2 separate regions of the Mus musculus genome follow, and region 2 is linked to region 1. Evidence: chromatin loops called from intact Hi-C (ENCODE). Cell type or tissue: left cerebral cortex. All regions are shown on one strand. Region 1 overlaps Fam117b (family with sequence similarity 117, member B). Region 2 holds the start of Fam117b (family with sequence similarity 117, member B).

The links. Hi-C counts contacts between places; a loop is a spot of excess contacts. Peaks named below come from ENCODE experiments on the same cell type or tissue, not always from the same donor. Only the 100,000 strongest peaks of a DNase experiment are listed, where the experiment ranks them.
Region 2: it touches region 1 in a loop (2.5-fold over the local background); 7 of 42 quality-filtered maps call a loop at or near these places.

What each region holds. Positions count from the first base shown.
Region 1 is chr1:59,963,648-59,971,647 of GRCm38, reverse strand. Fam117b (family with sequence similarity 117, member B) reads right to left here. Exons shown (of 8, transcript NM_001037725.3): 5 at 2,551-2,694; 6 at 937-1,162. Among named protein-coding and RNA genes, the nearest start is that of Fam117b, 55 kb to the right of the region's middle. In left cerebral cortex, a CTCF peak has its summit at 4,146 (motif pointing right); DNase peaks (open chromatin) are centred at 1,291, 4,166 and 5,705.
Region 2 is chr1:59,912,878-59,920,877 of GRCm38, reverse strand. Fam117b (family with sequence similarity 117, member B) reads right to left here and starts at 7,872. Exons shown (of 8, transcript NM_001037725.3): 1 at 7,126-7,872. The coding sequence starts at 7,714. In left cerebral cortex, a CTCF peak has its summit at 7,262; DNase peaks (open chromatin) are centred at 4,819, 6,891, 7,411 and 7,948; H3K4me3 peaks cover 2,140 bases; H3K27ac peaks cover 1,640 bases.

The DNA.
Region 1 (8,000 bases):
AGAATGTATTACTCTGATATAGGCCCATAAAAATAATCATATTTCTTTTCAAAGGTAAGATTTTATACTTAATATTTGGAATATTTAGGCTAGTTCTTATTGTATGTAACTCCAACCTTTAAAAATTTGTTTTGAAAATTTATCACGTGTATGTGTGTGCCCATTTGTATGTGCACTGACATATATGAAGAACCTGTAGAAACCAGAAGAGTCCCCTACATCTAGAATTATAGATGGATGTGGGTTGGTACTGGGAACTGAATCATGGTCCTCTGCAAGATTAACAAGTTCTCTTAACCACTGGACTACCTTCAGCCTTACTACCCCCAATCTTGACTTTGCTTTGAACACTCATTTAGATTTGAGATAAATCAAGTTAATCCTTGTTAGAAGTATCCTCAACAGCATTAAGTTGAAGGCTTCACATTTCATTAAGAATTATTAAGGCAATAAATTCCCAATGGGGAAAATGATTTAAAACAAAGTACTTTTCAGGAAAATATTCAGTTAGTCCAGTGCTTCTCAGCCTGTGAAACTCAGAACTTTTTGGCAAACCTGTATCTCCAAAAACTTTACATTATGGTTAGCACTCAGTTGTGAAGTAGATAATTTCATGGTTGGGCCTGACTACAGCATGAGGAACTGTTTTATAGGGTTAGAGCATTAGGAAAGTTGAGAACCACTGCATTAGTCACTCATAAGGTAGCTATATCCACCACAAATGCTGGAAAATAAAAAATACAAACAAAAGCCTACACACCCACTTAACTCAAGCACCATCAGAGCCCCTTGGCAAAGCTGCACTGTGCTCCAGTTGTTCTGACCCGGTGCCCTCCCTCATTCCTCCAACATGTGGGATCCCAGGGAAAAGATCAGGACAAAAGATCAAACAGGAGGTATGCCATTAGCTCTGGACGAAGCTCCGACCTACCGTACCTTTATCTCTGGGATCCGCAAGCAGATCATCAGCTGAACAGGGGCTCTCCTCACTGCCTTCATTAGAGATGGTGAGGAAGGATGTTGGGGACACAGACTGAGAGCGGCTGCTGTTGTTGCTTCCCTTGTCTGCACCCCCAGGGGTCTGTGTGTCAATGCTTCGTGTGCTGCTGCTTCTCTGTGCGAGGGGCGGAGGCGCACGATGACCATCTGGAATATCTTGTGGCTGTTACAAAATTTTAAAAATAGATGTTTATACCACTGATTCTGAAATTTACTAGCAGTATATCTATCCAGTGTCCACATTGCTCTGTGGCCAGAATCTCACAAATCAAATTCTAAGCTTGGCATGGTGCCACAAATCTGTACTCCTAGCACTTGGGAGGCCGAAACAGGAGGATTCTGATTTCTAGAGCAGCTGGGCTATATTGCAAAACCCCATTTCAAAAACAAGCAAGCATCCATCTTCTACTATCCCTGGGCCTTCCTGTTGCTCATTACTGACACCCACACCTAACCTCAGTGAGCAGCACTTTCTGGGAAGGATTTGTCTTCTCAGGGCACGGCACACTGGAGGGTCAACATCTGCTGACTAAATGTACTGCCCCCTAAATATCATGTACTGTTATTTCTAAAAGTATACAAAGGATTGTCACAGTAAAGGAGAAGCTTGGTGAGCCACAGGTCCCTAAGAGAGCAAAGGTGCTAACCAGTGACACAGGAGGCCCTTCATTCCTGGGCCTTCTTGCCCATTCTTCTTCTAAGTTGTTTTTTTCAAAGAACCCTTCCTGTGAGTGAAAGGTTAATCACAGCAGATCTAATTAGAGGGTGAAATCAAGGAGACATTTATGAAAGCTTGTGTGGCTCACACAGCAGACAAGCCAGCTCCCTCTACAACTTTGACTGACTTAGCTTTAATTAGTCAGGAAAAGCATACTCCATTTTATAGAATGGAGAACAGGGATGGGAGAGTTGTATATTTTTAAAGCTAAACCAAGTTTTGTCTTTTGTTTGTTTGAGAAAGGATTTCAGTTATATAAGCCAGCCTCAAACTGGAGGAGCTGTGGAATGACTGGGAGTACAGGCCAGCCACCACACCCAGCTGCCTTCACCTCCAGGGAGAAAATCCCACACACCTGTAGGGGCTTTCTCCAAACTAACCCCCCACAGCACTCAAGAACAACTGCTGAGTAAAAGTACTCTGGGCCACAAAACTCATTTTTCATGCAGATGCGAGTCAAGTCAAACCAAGCAGCCTACAAAAGTGGGGGGCAGACACCCCTTAGAAACAATTTGCTGTTCTAACTGCCCCACCCTCCACGGAACTAACTCCAACTTGTTGTAGGGAGTTAAAGCAAAATGAGGTATTTGCTACAAATGAAAACCAGTTTCTGCTAGAGGACCTGAACTAAGGTTGGGCCCATTCATTCTGTGAAATGAACAGAAGTTAAAATTCTTCAATCCCTTTCACGGTCAAAGGCTTTTATTTTCATTTATTTAAAAAAGTCAAATTTTCATTCTCTCAGTAAGAAATGTAAATACAGCCAACCGAATGTGACTCCTCAGAGCTCTGGAGTTCACAGCAAGCCTGCACTGAGGGTGGAGGCTACTTACAATCAGCTGTTCTTCCTTCTCCCCCGTCTCTTTAATTATGATCTCAATCTCCTGATTCAGCCCTTCCACACTGTTCCGGAACCGAGAACCAGACGACTTGGTGATGGGGCCAGCGGGAACGAGCGTGCTCTTTGGAGCAGGAGCCTTAAGAGGTGAAGAGGGAGAGGAGTTTTCAAGGTGGCATAGCCCAAAAACAAATCCAAAGGACTTCAACAACTTGAGAGCAACCGAATCTGCATCTTAGGTTATATGAAATGTAGTTTAGAGCTCAAAGCCCGACAGTCAAGACTGACTCAGAAATGTACCAACAGCTGTCACAAACTAGAGGTCACTAAGAGAACCCAAGAACAGCAACCTCAGATATGCTTTCACAAGGCCAGTGAGGTGGCTGAGCAAGGTGCCTGTCACCAAGCCTGACAATGGAGTTCAACAGACAGACAGGATTCATAAGGTAGAACCCACCGCATAACTGCAGATAACTTTCCTGTAATAGTCATTGTATGAATACCACTACATACATACTTAATATGTTCACCTCTGAAAACAAAAATATAAAATGTGTTTGTTTGGTTTTTTTCTTTTTGGAAATCCATCTTTGATTTTCTCTTACCCAAAGTGTTTTCATTGTCACAGTATTACTTTTTTAAAGTGACAGATTAAATAATTATATAATATTAACTGTCCTCCTAACAAGATGCTCAAAATAAAATACAAAACAGGTCTTATGAGGGTATCTGCTAATAGCAATGGTCTGAGATCTATGGCTACCTCATTCATTCACCTGGAAGAGGTGGCAGAGAAACAAAAGCTCACGTATCTGCAGGCACTGAGCTCCAGCTTTAAAACTCAATGGGTAATTTTACCGTCTGACTCAAACTTAGAATGAAGCTTTATTTCTTCTTTTACTTCTGCTCATCTTTAACATAAACAAACAAGCAAAACAAAAACACAGCAAACACAGTACAAGTATCCTTGGGAAGAAACAGGAAATCTGTGAGAAAGAAGCCAAAGGGAATTGACTTTCAAGCAGCTCCTGGCTGTTGTTAGTGTACAGCTCTCACTCCCAAGGCAGGGCTCAGCATCCTACCTCCTGGGCAGGTAGCTTCCTTCACATGTAAGGAACAGCTCAGTATTCTCATTCATGGTTTTGAAAGGAGGTAATCACCCCTGGCCCCTATTCTGCCCATAATGGACACACTGTTTCTTAACTAGTCTTTCCTAATTCTTTTTAAAAGTATGTCCTTATGATTCTCTCTTTTTTAAAGATTTATTTATTTTATCTGAGTACACTGTCAATGTCTTCAGAAACACCAGAAAAGGGCATCGGATCCCATTACAGATGGTTGTGAGCCACCATGTAGTTGCTGGGAATTGAACTCAGGACCTCTGGAAGAGCAGAAAGGAAAGACGGGGCTGGAGAGACTCTAATTTTAACCCCTTTGTTCACACATCTTTTCACATACCCCCAAGCTTCTCCAATATTATTTGTTTTTAATTTTAATTTTTTAAAATGTGTTATTTCTTTTTTTTTTATGCGTTTGTGTATTTTGTCTGCATGTATGTGGTGCACGTACATGCAGAGTCCACACAGGCCAGAAGAGGGCATCAGGAATTGGAGTCAACAGCTGAAAACTGCCATTTGGGTTCTGGGAGCTGAACCTAGTTCCTCTGGAAGATCAGGCAGTGCTGTTAACCACTGAGACATGTCTCCAGCCCCCAAATATCTAACAGTTATGTCCGACAAGTGGGTTTTTGTTGTTTCTGGTATTGGGTTATGTCTTTTTTGGGGGGGAAAGGGGGAAGGAGCACCAACCGGACAGGGTTAACTCAAGCAGGAGTAAAGTTCATGACACTCCTTGTTAAGCATCTTGAGTGCTAAGACTAGAAGCCTATGTCACCATACCTTTCATCCATAGATGGAAGACTTGTAGGTGACATCCTCTCATTGACAAGAACAGAGCCTATGCTACCTTTCTATTCATTCCTCTCTTCATTGCTTGCCTTCTCTACTCTCCTACCTCAACCTCAACCTCCCTCCCCGGCCCTCATTTCCTTATTCTTCAGAGAGATATTTATTTATTTGTGCATGTCTGTTTATGTGAGTGTGTGCCTGCAGATGCTCTTAACCACTGAGCCATGTCTCTAGCCTTGTCACTGAACTCGGGTCCTATTTGTAACTGCAATGAGGCAGGATGAAAGCTAGTCACTGGAGCTGGCTACCTACTGTTTATCTTAGGATTCCTAAGGACTTCCACTAACTCCTAGAGAGTTTTTATCTACTTTACTACCCTACTTTCTTCCCAACAGATGTAAAGTTCCAACATAAGATCAAGCAAAAGTTGTTCGGTTTTTTTTTTTAATTTAGTTTTATAATTTGTAAAATTATGTGTATGGTCCACTGTGAGTGCAGACACCAGAGTTCAGAGAGGTGTCATATCCTTTGGAGCTGGAGTTACAGGGAGTTATGAGTCACCTGATATGGATGTTAAGGAACTGACTTCGGATCCTCTGGAAGGACAGCAAGTACTCTTAACCACTGAGCCATCTTTCCAGCCCCAAATAAAGCTGTAAAAACTATAGGCACTTTAGGAACAAGGTAGGGGAAGGACAAAGCTAATGCTGCTTTGCTTCTGAGGACTCATGGACGGTAAAACAAAGACTGGAGAGGAAACAACTGAAATGATAGAGAGAAAGGAAACCAATGACTCACTGGCCTGCAGTGAAGCACACAGACATCTTGAGATGCAGTCAGCTTTCCTATGACCGATCATCTCATGTGTAACGAGGTGACAGAGAAACGTAACACAGAAGGCTAACAGCAATCTCAAACACTCAGGACACATAGTAAACTTACTAGTTTGTTTAGATTAACAGTTCTAAACCAATTGTGTCCTCCTCCTGCTAATTTCTTCAAATTGTCATACAACAAAAACAAGGCCTTGTGCTGGGTTTTCAGGCTTCCAAGTACTCCTTTGCTTTACAACTGCTAAATTACAGACGCAGGGAAAAAGAGCCTGTAAGGGGGAGGTAATGTGCCACAGCATGAGAACACATTAGTAAGCTTGTCTGTAAAGAAAGCAGAGAGTCGTCCTCAGCTGCCATGGTAAGAAAGGCACACAGGGCCCTGGCAGGGGAGCAGCTGCCTCCCCAATTTGGATTTGCTGAGATTTCCTATCAGCAAAGCAGGGAAAGATGTTAAAAAGTGTACTGGCTAGTTTTGTGTCAACTTGACACAGCTCGAGTTATCACAGAGAAAGGAGCTTCAGTTGGGGAAATGCCTCCATGAGATCCAACTGTAAGGCATTTTCTCAATTAGTAATCAAGGGGGAAGGGCCCCTTGTGGGTGGTACCATCTCTAAGCTGGTAGTCTTGGTTCTATAAGAGAGCAGGCTGAGCAAGCCAGGGAAGCAAGCCAGTAAGTAACATCCCTCCATGGCCTCTGCATCAGCTCCTGCTTTCTGACCTGCTTGAGTTCCAGTCCTGACTTCCTTGGTGATGAACAGCAGTTTGGAGGTGTAAGCTGAATAAACCCTTTCCTCCCCAACTTGATCTTGGTCATGATGTTTGTGCAGGAATAGAAACCCTGACTAAGACAAAAAGATTTTCTTAATATCTCCTTAGAAGCAACTATTTATCAAAAATCTAATGTCTCAAACAAAGGGGAAAAAAAAAAAAAACAGAGAAGAAAGGAGTGAGAGCAAGTCATTCTCATAAGGCCCGTGCACCTCTCCTCTGGGTAAGCGGTTTTAACCAGCACTTTAACTTAACTATAACTTAACTAGCTGTCACCAGGAGGTTAAAACAAATGAACTCACCCAGCAACCTGAGAAGGACTTCTTAGTTAAACCTAATGTAACTATGTGGGAACTAAAAAAGGGGCCCTGGGGAAGAGGGGGAAGGGAAAAGGCCCACGCCCCGTCAGAGTTTTCCCTATTCTCTGGTCTGTCAGGTGTGAGAGGGCTGCTAACTACCTCCACTCATCCCTGGGTGGGCATTCCTCTATCCCACTCTTCAGGGGGTGGCCAGGGGTAACCCTACCTGGGAACCCCGGAGCTACTTTGCTAAAGCCAGCAGGGTTATAGAAGAGAGGGATGAGGGAAGAGGTTCCCAAGACCTGCGAGAGTGCGCACAGCCTTGATGGGCAGAGACTCTCTATGGTTTAAGAGCTTTATTATAGAAAGGCAGGGGGTAAAGGGGTAGGGAGACTGAGGGGTAAGAAACAAGAGAGACAAGTAAGAGAGTAAGAGAGCAAGGTGGGGCCGAACAGCCCTTTTTATGGTCTTCACTTTTGCTAGGTAACTGGGGAGTTTAGCCTGAAGGTCAAAAGCTTGGGCCATTGCCTAAGTGACTACTGACCATGCTTCTCTTGTGGGGGGAGGGGCCAGAGTTCCAGGAGCATAAGGGATCACCTACCATATCATGAAGGTGAATTATCACCATTCTCGGGGTTCAGACCTCAGCTCAACTGGAGACCAGCCTGCAATTCCCCACATAACTACTGAAGATAACATGAGGAATTAGTCCTTTATTTCACTCCTCATATAAACTACATTCTAACAAACATCTGAAGAGAATAAAAATAATCTTTTATTTCAAGGTATTTTACTTTAAGGAATTTTTTTCTTTCTTTTTAAATTCTGGCACCCCCCTCCTACTACACCCCTTTTAGGGAATTAAATAACGAGAATTTGTTTTCCTGGATCAAAAGTGGTTTCTCCAATAATGTGAATTCTAAATATAAATCGGTATACACAAATGTAAGTAGGTTATCAGATTAGCTGAGAATTCCTCACATCTAAGAAAGTTTAAAATATTTCTCTCATCAGATCTGTACTTTGGAAAAAATATAAAATGCTTACTGTTTTCCCAATCTCTCTCCTCAGAGTAAACACTTCAGTAAATTCTGGCCCACTTAAAGCTTTTAATCAGACAGCACCATGTCATTCTCTATATACCCACGTGACATTTGGAATGTGGTGGGTTGAATGAACACAACCCCCCAACGTACATATATTTAAATGCTTGGACCTCTGTTGGTGGAATGGTTCGGAAAGAATCAGAATATCAGAAAACATGGCCAATAGTAACTTTGAACCTGTTTCTAGTTAGGGTGTGGCTGTGGCAGACTTTAATACATACCTTTCATCCTTCAGGCTGGAATACAAGCATGCCTTTAGTACACATCTTTAATCCCAACAATGAAGGTAAGGTTAGTTTGTAGAAGGAAGCACCCATGTTTGAAAGTGATGACTAATTGAGTGGCATAAAGTGATGAATCAGAGAAAGATTTGACAGAATGGGATATGTCCAACTCTCATGAGAAGAGAGATGAAAGGGAAGCTACTTAAGGGAGAGGCAGACAGCACAGGAGGAAGAGGGTACAGTACAGGAACATAGAGTTCTCGGAGAGCAGTGCAGTAGAGTTGAGAGGGAGAGTAGAGCAGCACAAG
Region 2 (8,000 bases), 51 kb after region 1:
TATACCACACCAAAAGATTGATGAGTGCCATTCCCACCACATCTCAACTCAGGTGTTCAATCCCTTTGCAATTCCTACCTTCTAGATTCTTCTATCTCAATTTCTACTTCATTCATCCTAAACCTACAAAATATCCCATACCTTAGTCTAAGAACATAAATACAACAAATAGTACATTAAACTTGCCTCAGGGGGCTGGTGAGAAGGCTCAGCAGGTAAAAGCACTGACTGCTCTTCCGAAGGTCCTGAGTTCAAATCCCAGCAACCACATGGTGGCTCACAACCACCGGAATGAGATCTGACACCCTCTTCTGGTGCATCTGCAGACAGCTACAGTGTAACTAGCTATAACAATAAATAAATCTTTAAAAAAAAACTTTTTTAAACTTGCCTCAGGAAGATGGCAAAAATAATCCAGAAATACCTAACACTGAAAAACACCTATACCCTGTAGTCAGTTTACAAGAAAATTTTTTAGCTTGTTTTTTAGAGATGGGTCTAAGTAGCCTTGGAATGCCCTTTGTAGACCAGCCTAACCTGAACTCACAGAGTTCTGCTATCCTCTACCTCATGATTGCTGGGAATAAGGGTATCTACACCCAGATACAAGGACTGTATATCCTTGTGACAATCCTCTACAGTTAAGTATTATGAAGTACTCCTTTTTGCAGGTAGTGAATCTGCCTAAGTTAAAGAGCTAGTCAGTGAATGTCAATGGCAGAATGTGAACCACAGCAGACTGGCTCCAGAACAAATGCTTTTAACTAGGGAATATATTCTGATTCATTTTAATTCACACTGACATAGTTCACACTACTCTCTCTACACAGGGCCATTCTGAAGGGTGCCCTTCTACTCTTTTCCTAGTCTAATATCCCCTAGGTTGTGTATTTTAAATAATACACAAGTAAACATGGCATGTATTGTCTGTCACTCCTGTAAGACAACTGACTGTTTGGTTCTTCCCTTTCCAACCACAGTCAGACAGAACCTTCTCTGAGAGAAGGTCTATACCGACCTGTGGAATCATTCACTCTTAAGAGCAATCATAGTACATGCTTCTTTCATGCTCCTGTCTTGCCTGGTTAATTTGAATCTCTGGAGCACTGTATTTTTTTTAAAACTGTTATTTGTAAAGGGTTTTAGTTTTGTTTTGTTTTTACATCTTTATATTACATAGTAATTATGCAATACAAACAAACAATACAATACAAACTTAAAAAGTTCAATCAAATATGCAGAACTGAACTTAAGTGAAAATTATATGAGCCAAAGTGTAGAACTATTATGTTTTACAATACTTCATCCTCAATTGTAAAAATATATACCACAAGCCAAAAAGATTCCCCTTAAAGTGTGAAATCAGGAGAGATGGCTCAGCAGTTAAGAGCACTGACTGCTCTTCCAAAGGTCCTCAGTTCAAATCCCAGCCTCCGAATGGTGGCTCACAACCATCTGTAGTGAGATCTGATGCCCTCTTCTAGTGTGTTTGAAGATAGCTACAGTGTACTTATATATAATAAATAAATAAATCTTTAAAAAAAAGGAACTGTGAAATCAGCAACTGTCCTTCAATGTTAGAGAAACACTGAATTTTCTGAGTTCTACCTCAGAAGGTACTAAGAAACGGATATGAAAATATGGAGTTTTGGTGTCCTACTTTCTGAGTCTGCCTACTGCTTCAAAGAAGTGTGTGTGTGTCTCTTAGGGCTAGAAAGATGGCTCAGGGTGAAGTGAATATCACTGTTCCAGAAGTATTCCCAGCACCCACACCAGACTACCCATGACCACATGTGGCTCCAACTCCAGGGGATCCAACATCTTCTCCTGGCCTCCACAGACATACTACCTCATGTGATTCGTGTAGGCACACATATAATTTTAAATATATACTTTTAAAGGAAGTACATCTCTTACTACTTTTCTTGGCAATTTCCCACCCCAATTAATAGTCAAATTTACATAAGACATACAATGAAAAGAATTCACATCTTTCTATCAACATATTAGCCACTCCACAAAAATCACACATGTACTAAATTGATTTGTTTTTTTCCTATCAAGTTTCCAAACCATGCTTTGAAGGCTTCTATACAAGTAAGGAACTACTGTTTAGAGTATAGTAACAACAGTAGAAGGAACTTTCAAAGCCTAAAATTAGACCTGGAAGCAGAATTTTTTTAACAAGTACCCTGGGGTGTTTTCAAGAACCAGGCAATTCTCTGTTTACCAGATCGAAATTTAACAATCTAATTCTGATTCTAACTACCCTGAGTTATTTAGCAGCATCTTTTCCTATCCCTATAGCAAAAATACCTGACAGAATAACTTAAGGAAAGATTTGTTCTAACTCCTAGTTTCAGAGATGTCAATCCATTATGGCAAGGAGGACATGACAGAGCATACAATTTCCTATCATGGCAGCCAGCAAGTAGTGGAAATGAAATGTGGGAAGGGGTCAGGGTAAGATGTAACAAAGGATTCACTCAAGGTAACCTTCTTCCTCCATCTAGACCCTTCCTCCTAAAGTTTTAACAACCTTACAGATAATAGCACCACAGCTAACAGCTGGAGCTCTACCTTATCAGGAGCATGTCACATTCAAATTTGACCTCAGGAGACTGCCTGCTCTTCAGATACTAGTTCCAAGTCCTGGACCACCTGCCCTTCTGACCAACCAGCTACAGATCACAGGTTCCCATGAGCACTTCTAAGGTTTGGTAATATTGTAGAATGGATTACAGAACTCATAAAAATAACTTATTTACACATATTATCAACTTATTACAAAGGACACAAGTAAGGAACAGCCAGATGGCAGAGATTCATAGGACAAGGTATGCAGGTGGCAATAGCTACTAATAATGTAGCTATTAGTTGACATTAAACCCAGGTCTGAACTGTGCAGGTCCATTTACACAAGGATTTTGGTGGAGATTGCAACAAATTGAAAAAGCTCACAGAACTACCACATAGTCTAGAAATATCACAATAGTTTATATGATAGCTTCTATCATGGATGCATAAAATATGTGTATCCTGTTTCACTACTGCCTGCAAGTGATAATAGTCTGTTTTATCACTATTATAAAACACACATAAACCTATTATAAAAAGTCAACATTTGTCAAACCCTACACATGCAAACACCACGCCTGGCTCTATTCTCAAGAGAAGTGTAAATAACAGTGAGGATGCAGTATTAAACCATAACTACACAATTAACTGTAGCATAACTGCACTGCTGTAACACAGCACAGCAGCCACCTTCTGTTGCTGTGGCAGTGAGGTTAAGTTTCCAGACCACAATGACGTGATCACCTCCACCAGAGTGAGTGGTACACTCCTGATGGCAGTAAAAAGTCATCTAAGTTCTCATGAATTTTTTTCACCATATATAATATATGTAATGAACAAAGGATATGTCAAGCTGAATGTTTCGATTTCTAGTAAGACTTCTAATAACTTCAGGCTATTTTTTTAGTAGTTAATTTTAGGAGGAATCAAACATTATGGAGATTTTCAGCAAATCAGTAGCTTTAACCCCTCAACTATACAAGAATCTGTTGAATTACACATCAGACAACTGAAAAAAAATAAATAAATTTAATTCCAGCAAGATGGCTCAGAGGGAAGAAAGAGCTGCTTGCTGGCAAACCTGATGACCTGAGTTCAATCCCTAGAATCAGCACAGTGAAAGCAAAGACCCTATTCATAAAAACTGTCTTTTGATCTCTGCAGTGCCATGGCACACATGTATGTGTGCATACATGTGTACTTAAAAATAAATCTTAAATATATCACAATACTTAGTATGAAATGATAGATAAATCAAGTAGGCAAACAATCATTTTATGAGGTATTAATGTATAAGAAACAAACTATGTCTCATAAAGATAAATTATGAGTTAATTAAAAATAAAAGGAAGGGGGGCTGGAGAGATGGCTCAGTAATTAGGAGCACTGACTTCCAGAGGTCCTGAGTTCAATTCCCAGCAACCACATGGTGGCTCACAACCATCTGTAATGGGGTCTGATGCCCTCTTCTGGTGTGTCTGAGATGGCTACAGTGTATTCATCTACATAAAATAAATATTTCTGGGCTGGTGGGATGGCTCAGTGGGTGAGAGCGCCCGACTGCTCTTCCGAAGGTCCGGAGTTCAGATCCCAGCAGCCACATGGTGGCTCACAACCACTCACAATGAGATCTGACTCCTTCTTCTGGAGTGTCTGAAGACAGCTACAGTGTACTTACATATTAAAAAAAAAAAAAAGAACAATAAAAAAATAAATAAATAAATAAATAAATATTTCTTTAAAAAATAAAAGGGGCCAAAGATGGCTCAGCAGGTAAAAATGACTGCCACCAAGCCTAACAATGTGAGTTTGATTCCTGGGACCCTCGAAGTGAACAAAGAGCAAGCATCAGCTCTGAAGGACTGTCCCAACCTCCAGGAATGAACCCTGGCACCCATGCCGATTCAGGCACGCATGGACGCACACAGAGAAAGGGAGGGAGGGAGGAATAGAAAATGTAATTAAAACTTTTTAAATAAAACTAAAACTGTTGAGACAGCTCAGCAGGTAAAGGTGTCTGTCACCACTCCCGATGACCTAACAGTCCTCTGGACCCAAAGACTAAAAAGGAGGACAGACTCCAGCAGATTGCCATCTAGTGACATCTCATATGTGACCCTAGCATGTAAGTACCAACAAATGTGCATACAACATACACAATGTAAAAATAAACAATCCCATATAACCACGGACTCTATCCATACCACATGACTCACGAGTAACTGCATCTGGGCATTGAGCCCAGTAACTACCCAGAGCCTATTCTAACTGCTCTTATGCGGCCTCTCCACTTCTCATCTAAGTAAGGCAACGGAAAAGAGAGAGAGCACAAAGTCAACTCTACAACTAACCCTGGTGCTGAGTTACTTTCTGAAAGCACAGCTTACGCAAATAGGCCCCTGGCAGGCACTGAAGTTAGACATTTAAATAGCTGCCATGGACAAGTGTGTGGTGACTTTATCAGAATCAAGAGAATGATATTTTGGATCACTCAGTAATTAGTTCAAAGCCCAGAGAAATAATCAACCAGCTAGAGATCCTGAGATCTCCCACATAGGGACTCTGTAATAATGAAGCCCTGGTGAAGGCTGGACTCTGTTCACCCCATGAGACATCTAGAAGAAGCTAGCAGCCTGAAGATGAGCCCAGGCATCTGAGTCACATGAGGGTTCCAGAACTGCATCAAGAAGCACCTTTGTTTCCAAGTAAGAACTTTCACATTTCATCAAGCCTGCAAACTGGTCATCTCCCTTTAATCAAAAAGGGGCGCAGTAATTACAATGTCTCTTTCTAGATTTGGCCATATAAAACATGGAATGATTTAATCATAGCAGTCTATGCTACTGAAAACACTTCCCCCACTTTGTATGGACCTAACTAACGTGAAACAAGAATATATTCCAAAAAGAAGACATCAGACATCGGCCAGTGGTGGCCCTTTAATCCCAGCACTTGGGAGGCAGAGGCAGGCGGATTTCTGAGTTCGAGGCCAGCCTGGTCTACAGAGTGAGTTCCAGGACAGCCAGCAGGGCTATACAGAGAAACCCCAGTCTTGAAAAAAGAAAAAAAAGCCATCAGACATTTACACTTGAGTAAGACTGAGAGACCTACCAACAAGCAGTATCCCTCACACCTAGTTTAAGAGTAACTACTCCGTTTTTTTCTGGTTTTGGAGGGTGGGGAGTGGGGGAGGGGGTGCCTTTGGAAAATATGAATGAGCACACAAGGAGCCCAATGTCCCCGGAAATAAAGCCTCCTTCACATTTGACTGTTTACCCTAATCAAGTTCTCCTCAGGGTGTGTTGCAAATCAACTCTTTAAAATTCTGTTATCAGATTGAGGGGCCCAGTCTCCTTCCTTGTCTACTGCCCACTTAAGCAGCTCATCTACCAGACACCAGATGCACTATCCTAGCTCCAGAAACTCAATGGCAAACTGCAGAAATCTTGTCCAGCATGCATGTAATTTTGGTGTGCAATGTATCTCTCAGACGTTCTCTTATACATTAGAAGTTGCTCCCTTGATCTAATTTGAAGACTTGTTCTCTGTGGCATACAAGCAGAGTCAAAGCTCACCTGTCACCACTTGTTCTTAACCCATCTAAAGGAAAATATGAAAGCTAAAATGAGGTCGTGTATGAAAACCACTTGCCCATTATTGAAGGGAGGGAATCCTCTTAACATCTTTTAAAAGCATTTTGTAGCCTGGCAAAGTAGCATGCTTTTGACTCCAGCACTCAGAAGGCAGAGGCAGTTGGTGAGGCTAACCTATCTACATGGTGAGTTACAGACCAGATGAGGCTACAGGGAGCCTGTTTCAAAACGCAAACAAAAAATAAAAAATAAACATAAAAAACCAAAGCAAAACAAAATGGGCAGGCCTTTAATCCCAGCACTAGGAAGGCAGAGGCAGGCAGATCAAGGCCAGCCTGGTCTACACTGCAAGTTCCAGGTCAGCCAGCGGTAGTGAGAGTGTTGGGGGGGGGGGGGTGCGGGAAGCAAAGAATAAGTCTAAGAGAAATAAAACCAGTATCTCAGAAACACACTCAGACCCTCAGGCTAGCTATCTACCATTTACGTATATGTGTAAACACATACATAGACCTATGCACACACCCCAAAGCAATCTTGCTTAACTTCTCCCTTCTTGCTACTCATTAAGTCTTACGAAATGCAAAAACTGCTCCCAGCTTCACAACTCTTCAATGATCCAAATCCGCCTTTGCTGATGCATTCAGTCCTCCAGATCCGAAACTGTTTTGTGGAACAGAAACACTAAGCAGCACACAAGTGCTATTTGCAAGCATTAACCGCGTCACCAAAAGTGACAGGACCAGCCCCAGCAGTAGCGACGCAAGGCCAAACCCCAGGGTTTATGATTTCCACAAATTGAGCCCAGGCCCAAGGTTAGCGGCCGCACCTCCACGGCGGAGACCCGCACGGGCAAGACGCAGGGGTGGCGGACCGCACGCCCCGCCCCGCCCCGCCCCGCCCCACCGGAGCGCTGCAGTCCCCACTCGGCGGCACAGGACCCCTGTCCTCCACGTACCTGCTTTGCACACCGGGGCGCTGGGGCTCCTCTTCTCCGCCGAGGGTCGGCCCTGCTCTGGGGACCTCCTCCGGTGGCGGACGCGGGCGGAGGGTGGGGCCGCAATCACCTCGCTCGGCCACAGGTGGGTGGGCGACGAACTGGGCGACGACACGGTGCCCAGCAGGGGCGGTGGCGGCTGCGGGCGCGGAGGACTGCTTCGGGCCCCAGGCGCCGTGCCGCGCGTGGGGCTGGTACCGCGCGTGGACGTCACGGACGCTCCCGTCTGCGTGGCCACCGTGGGGCTGGTACGCGCCGCCGCGCTGCCGCCGCCGCCGCGCGTGGGGCTGGTGCTGCGTGAGGCGGTGCGCGGGCCGCCACTGCCGCCGCCGCCCGAGGGGCCTGAGGCGCCTCCGTTGCCTCCGTTGTTGCCGCCGCCGCCGCCGCCCCGCGTGGGGCTGCCATGTTGCTGCTGCTGCTTCAGCTGGAACGGCACCGTCGCCCTCATGGGCTGCAGGCGGCTCCCAGGGCCCCCGGGCGGGCCGACCGCGCCACCCGCGAGGGCGCCGGCGGGCGTGGGAGACCCATTGCGCCTCACCCGCTGGGACATGGTCCCCCCGCCCCAGAGACGGCGGCCGGGGGTGCTGGGCGGCGGGGACCGGCTGCTCGGGGCCCGAGGGAAGGCCTGAGCCAGCGGGTGACGTAGCCTGACTTCAGGACCAGGGGGCGCGCGGGCAGCGACGGGCACCGACGAGGTGATGCAGCCGCCGCCGCGGCTCCTCATCAACAATAGTGTCTCCTCCGTTGTCCCCGCCCCCTGCCGCCGCTCATTGGTGTAGCGTCAGCGCGCTCGAGCCACTCGGCCTCGCTGATTGGCTGCGCGCATCTCGGCTCCC